Regions from separate parts of the Homo sapiens genome. Here region 2 is linked to region 1. The links are chromatin contacts, found by Hi-C in ENCODE. All regions are on one chromosome and are shown on one strand. Each heading gives the region's core, a stretch centred on a gene start or an enhancer-like site at or near the end of the contact. The rest is flanking DNA. Distances are from core to core; before and after follow the strand shown.

Region 1 (3,240 bases), core at 268-2,767:
ATGGTTTCTAGCAATTCTGTGAGTTACAGCATTATTAAGAATTTCCTGGTTCAGATTGCAATTAGAAAACCTTGAATCTTCCTTACTAGTCAGAATAAGCTTATCAAGGAAAAAATAAAGTCTTTTAATAACTTATATTATTTACAGAAATTAGCAGAGAGCATTTTGAGAGTACATCTGATACTGTGGTTAATACATATCAGGATCCTCAACCTGAAAATGTTATCATTTACTAAGGAATGGAAAACTTGTACATGAAACAAATACAATCTGCAAGATGGAATAAAATTAAATGCTAAATTGAGAACAGACTGTCATTTAGAAAGTCTTTCTGAAAGAGATGGGACTATATTTAATTTCTGAAGGATGGGCAGGAGATGGCATTTAAAGTACAGAAATCATCAAGCACAGAAACAAATGTGGATACTCATGGGGCAGTGACCAACCTGACTGAAGGGTGGGTGCACGTCTGAAATCAATGGGAATACATTTGAATGATTAGGAGATAATATATTATTAAGGCCTTGCCTCTAATCAGAAATAAAGATATTCTCTATTTCCCCAAATAAGGAATTCTTACATAGAGCTTAATGTATTTAAAAATTTTTAAATGGGCCTACAGAAAAGAGGTGGGGCTGACGGAAGTAAATAAAACCTGAAGATAAATTAAAGAATATATCAACGTGGGCAAAATTTTCCATTAGTTTTGGAACTTAGTTTTGTTTTTGAATAATAAGCAGTTAAATAATTAAAGCTTTGCCTTGGCAATGCAAGGACTGAAGATTATTTCTCGGTGGCAATTTTCCAGACTTGCTAGTTGTCCTTGGGTCTTGGTAACATTCTGCTCATTAACTTCAGGAAGACGTCCAGGAGTAAAGATGCATTTGAAAGTGGCTGAAAATAGTTTGTAAAGCTCAGCTTTCCTGGCTCGACAGTGAAATGACCGCACAGGCCAGTCACTGGGTCAAAAATCAATTAACAAAACGGGAAGTTTTCATGTCTTTATTTTTACATTAGCTCGAAAATCACAACCAAGAAGAAAGGCAACCACTGAATACAGGAAATACAGTATTGTTATTGCTGTTTTTTTTTTTTCTCTTGGCAAGGCTGGGTCGGGTGCCTTCCAGCCTCGCTGTGGATCCCGCGAAGTGGACGGTTCGCTTCGTGGCTTCTTCCCAGACCCCGCCACTGCGGAAACCGTCACTCGGTGGCCCCCGACTGGGTCAATGCGAGGACGCCCACCTCCTACCTTTGAGTCTCTCCTCTTCTCCAGGGTACAGCCAACCCTTTCTCCAACGTAGCCGGAGTCCGAGAGTCCCAGTTCCGCCCCTCCAGCCCGCCCCAGGCCAGGTGGGGATGCGCCCGGCCCGGGCCAGCGCTGGTCCCGGCAGTTCCGCGTCTGCGCAGCGGGCGAGGGGCTGGAGCGGGGCCGGCCGGGGAGGTGCAGGAGACGTGGGAGCCAATGGGCACGCTCGGGGGAGCCGGGCTGGCGGCGGCGGTGGCGGCCGGCTGGGCGCGCACTCTCGGGATGGAGGGCGAGCGCCGGGCATCGCAGGCGCCCTCCTCGGGCCTCCCGGCCGGGGGCGCCAACGGGGAGAGCCCGGGGGGCGGCGCCCCCTTTCCGGGCAGCAGTGGCTCTTCCGCCCTGCTGCAGGCGGAGGTGCTGGATCTGGACGAGGACGAGGACGACCTGGAGGTGTTCAGCAAGGTGAGGGCGGCGGCGGCGAGTCCCGGGAAACTTCCAAGGCAACTCCGGGCGTTGCCAGCATTGCGCCGACGGCTGCCTCTGGCGCGCTTGCCCTCCCGGGGCGGTGGCTCTGAGCTGGGGACGAGTGAGGTCCCCCGGGCTGCTGGACCCCGCCTGCCAGCTCTGGCCGCACCCGGGGCCGCGTCGCCTCGGGGCCTCAAACCGCAGCCGCTCCCTCCTCCGCACTTTGACCTTCCGTTCGGCGGGGCTGTGGCTTAGTGGAGTCTGCAAAGTTGTGATTTGTTTTCCCTTTCTGCTTCTCTGACACAGACATCTTCCTCGCGGCAGCTCCCGAACCTGGGAGGCTGGTGGCTCAAAACCGCTCCCGCCAGCTGCTTTTCGGGCGAGGCCAGCCCTGAACTCTGGGAGAGCAGCCAAGTTTAGAGAAATTATTCTTAATTTAGTGTTGTTGCTTGTGGATTTGAGACTTGGGTGAGTCTCGGGTCTTGTGGGAATAGGTTCTAGGAAATCTCCCTGAACAGGAGAAAACGGTTGTTTCTAACAGGAAGCTCCTCCGCTGAGGAGCTAAGGATTTTTCAGATGGTCAGCTACTGCCACCCAACCCACAGCCAGTGCTTTCGTTTTTCCTTGCCCCCGGGAAATTTAGGACCAAAGGCTCTTATTTGCTTATTTTACTGTTGGAGGGAAATTGACTTGTGGGGGCTAGTGGTAGACTTTTGGTACGTGTAGACTGGTGTTTGTAATTTCTTAAAGGGTTTTAGAAAAGAAAAATACCTTTCTTGCAGGGAGGTTGAATGTCACTCCAGTTTCTCAAGTTGCTGCTGAGAGAAGACCTGAGTTCAGATCACAACGCTGTATTCATTACTAAGAAGCCTGTTCATTTTAACGTTACCTGGAGATATTAGGTAAAGCAAACGACCTACTTAACCACCGCATTTACTCTGGGAGAGCAAACCAAAGTTAGGAAGTGACCATGCATACTCTGACTCCAAAGAGGAGTATATAAAACTTATTTCTACTTCGGTTTAAATGGAATGATAGGCCCAGGTTTGTATTCCGAATATTTAAACAGACTATCACAGTTTTGTGCTCTTGACTTTTCTGTTAAGTAGTAAAACAATGGAATTATTTTATGTTTAGTTGTAAACTCTGCCTTTTTATATTCCACACATACTTCATGTTCAGATCAACGACAGTTGGCCAGTTGGTTATTTACTTTCTTTCCTTCTTTACATTGCTGTTTGGATAAGGAATATTAGTCTATGGTTATGCATTGTGAAACTTTGGGATGGGATGTTGGAAATAGCAATGGTGTATCAGAATCATCAGGGTTTCTTTCTGGTTTTTTTTTTTTTTTTTTTTTTTTTTTTTTTTTTTTTTTGTCGGGGCTGGACCCATCTGGCCTCAAGGGATTCTACCACCTCCAGCACCCAAAGGGTTTGGGATTACAGGCTTGAGCCACAGTGACTCGGATTGTTTTAAACTTGTCAAGTGGTTTCTCTTTCCCCAGATTCTAGGTGTTCTAGCTGACT
Region 2 (3,240 bases), core at 430-2,929, 1.1 Mb after region 1:
CACAAAAATACCTGAAAGTTTTAAAAGTAATAACCAAAAATAGAAATAACCACTTAAAAATATATTTTGAGGATGATTCATTTCCCCCAAGTTAGTCAAACAGGTGTACAGATTATTTTAATCATTAAACAGGATTTCTCTGTAAATCAACTGCACCTGCGTAATTAAGCCTTTTTTGTAAACATTTTTGAGGAGTACTATACTGGAAACAGATAAGATTTCTAAGTAAGATAAATATATCTTGAATTAGAGAGAAATGCTTTTGTGCCATCAATGCCTACAATTTAGAACAGAATAACTGACCTACCTGTGGGCTACTCATTACCATACTGAATGCAGTAACAGTCTTTCCCTCTTGCTTACAGGTTTTACGTAACCAGTAAAAGGAAATGTATCCGTATACTATAGCATGAATCTTGGCTATAAAGTGACTGGAATAAGTTGGATTTTTTTTTAAGTGGCTAGAGCATATATCTAAATGAGTGCTGTAACTCAGAGATGAACCTTAATGAAACTATACATTCATTCAACAGGTTAATCCTTTTTGGACTCATTTTCAGAATTTCCTTTCTAGCCAGTTTTATCACATTCACATGACAGCAGCACTACCACCACCTATCATTATTGCTTTATAGTCACATTTTATTTTCAACTCAACCTCATTCACCTTATACACTAAACATTGTTCATTTTTGCCAACACTAAGAATATCCAAAAGAATATGCTACAGGTCTGATGGCAATCACAAAAGGAAGTGGGGAAGATGTTTTGAACAATCAGCGCATCAGCTGAGCAAGTATAAAATTTCCTATACAAGCAACTTGGAAGGGGAAGGATTCATTATTTCTTATATGTTATTTTTTTAAGTACATGGTATCTTTTGTATCTCATAGACTTAAGGTATATCTTTTGTTTAATGAAAGAAGATAGAAGTGCATTCTAGAGGTGTCTAGTGAAATATGTAGGTCATATATACATACTGAAATGGTATCCTACATCATTCTCAGCAAACTATCGCAAGGACAAAAAACCAAACACCGCATGTTCTCACTCATAAGTGGGAATTGAACAATGAGAACACATGGACACAGGAAGGGGGACATCACACTCCGGGGACTGTTGTGGGGTGGGGAGAGTGGGGAGGGATAGCATTAGGAGATATACCTAATGTTAAATGACCAGTTAATGGGTGCAGCACACCAACATGGCACATGTATACATATGTAACAAACCTGCACATTGTGCACATGTACCCTAAAACTTAAAGTGTACTAATAATAAAATAAAAATAAATAAAATAAAAATAAAAAAGAATAAAAAAAAGAATTAGGACAATTAAAAAAAAAAAAGAAAGTTAGTTACATCCAGCGTCTTACAATACTTGCAAACACTGCTCCAGGACCAATGTGATCAAGTGCACTTTCAGGACGAGCATTAGTTTTTCTATTACAGCCATGTCAGAGTTCCTTTTCTTTTTCTGAAATATGATTCCCTAAAGAAGTGGTGTTAAGTTTAAATCCTGATAAGAAGAAAACCCTCAAGACAAGAACGCCTGTGCTAATAAGGGGCTTTCTCCATTTCTGGTCATCCCTATGCCCCAAGGCCCACTCTGCTTGAACAGGACTTATACACGTCCTGGCCACAATACTCTTCCTGCTCCCTAGGAAAGCGAGATGTTTATGCAGGCCTCTGCTCTTCCACACCACAGCACAAGGCTGCCACCTACAGAATCATTTAATCCATTTCAGCACTACCCAGGATGAGTGAGAATCGGCTTAAAATAAATGCTGCCTTCTGCTGATTTGACAAAGGAGCCTACTGTAATACATGCTGCCTGGATATACAAGTTTAATTCTCTTTTTAGGAAAGGCACTGATGACTACTAAAATAGGACAAAAGAGCAGGAACACATGTTTTAGTTCTGGCCACTTGAATAAACAATTCTGGTTTGAAAAGCATTACAAAAAACATGACATTTTATGCAGAACAACTTTTCTTAACTGTATTTCCTGCTTTATCGCAAAGAGACAGACAGACATAAAATGGCAAATACACTGGAAATAAAATGATCTTCCAAACTTTCCTTAGGACAGCCTGTTCTTGGAAGTAATTGCCCAACTGTTAAAATCATACAGTACTCAAAGCCGTTTAACTTAGAATCTGTTCTAAGTTAGCTTCTCCTGGATGATCATTTGACCCTGGAACAAACAGTTTCAATGATTCTCCTTTTGGTTTTTTGTTTGTTTGTTTTGGGGGGGTTTTTTTAGATGGAGTCTCACTCTGTCGCCCAGGCTGGAGTGCAGTGGCACAATCTTGGCTCACTGCAACCTCCACCTCCCAGGTTCAAGTGATTCTCCTGCCTCAGCCTCCCGTGCAGCCGGGATTACAAGCGCCCGCCACGACGCTAGGCTAATTTTTGTATTTTTAGTAGAGGTGGGGTTTCACCATCTCGGCCAGGCTGGTCTTGAACTCCCGACCTCGTGATCCACCTGCCTCGGCCTCCCAAAGTGCTGGGATTACAGGCATGAGCCACCATGCCTAGCCGTGATTCTCCTTTTGTTACCACTTATGTAAGTGAGAGGTACCAACCATCCACTGATCATGAGACAATGCAAAGGATAAATAGCCTTTACTGGGGCCGCTCATTTCAACCATCACCGATTGGTCATCTCTTGTGAAGGACAAGAAGACACAGGAAGCCTCCTTCTCTGGGTCACAGTTCAAAGGACTCCTAATACAGAACTTCTTGTTCCCACAATCTGAGGCACTGAACTAGAAAAATGACAGAGGAAAAAAAAATCTTAATTATCAAACAAGCAGTTCATTGGCAATGACAGAAGAATAACTACCTTCAAGTACGGGTAGCTCCCAAATTAATGAGAATACCTTTCCATAATAAGCATTCAAATAAGGAAACAAAAGACACATCCCAAATTAAAAATGATCGGAGCAGTAGTTAGGTTATGAACTTTTAAACTTAATTAATTTTAATTAAAATTTGGAAAACATACACTTGTTGGGCTGTAATTGTGCAAGGGTATTAAAGCTCCTGTAATACACAAAACATTTCACATTAAGTAAGTTTTGGAGCAAAGTTTCTGATAGGTTTTGAGAAATTTTTGAGTTAATATTTCAGTCCCTAAGACTTAAATGACACTAACGTTCCTGCCTAAAGGGTATCCTCTAGTTCTCAGAGATGAAGATTTAAAAAGCAAACAAATAAATACTTAGAAAGCTATT

What was found. Hi-C counts contacts between places; a loop is a spot of excess contacts on that map. Pooled maps may share reads with other maps.
Region 2: a map of chondrocyte shows a loop between it and region 1 (2.1-fold over the local background). The contact joins the enhancer-like site here to the promoter of SNX7 in region 1. A Hi-C loop is called at or near these places in 2 of 168 maps with a recorded cell type or tissue (IMR-90 and chondrocyte) and 5 of 50 pooled maps.

The regions. Positions count from the first base shown.
Region 1 is chr1:98,660,204-98,663,443 of GRCh38, forward strand. It overlaps SNX7 (sorting nexin 7), which reads left to right and starts at 1,518. Exons shown (of 9, transcript NM_015976.5): 1 at 1,518-1,708. The coding sequence starts at 1,529. SNX7-DT (SNX7 divergent transcript) reads right to left here and starts at 569. Exons shown (of 1, transcript NR_189290.1): 1 at 104-569. RefSeq lists silencers at 1,320-1,459, 1,480-1,599, 1,830-1,899.
Region 2 is chr1:99,735,497-99,738,736 of GRCh38, forward strand. FRRS1 (ferric chelate reductase 1) reads right to left here. Exons shown (of 17, transcript NM_001361041.2): 7 at 2,590-2,772. Among named protein-coding and RNA genes, the nearest start is that of FRRS1, 30 kb to the right of the region's middle. Within about 2 kb of position 1,680, at least 3 of the 41 ENCODE cell types and tissues checked have a DNase peak (open chromatin) inside an H3K27ac peak, as active enhancers do.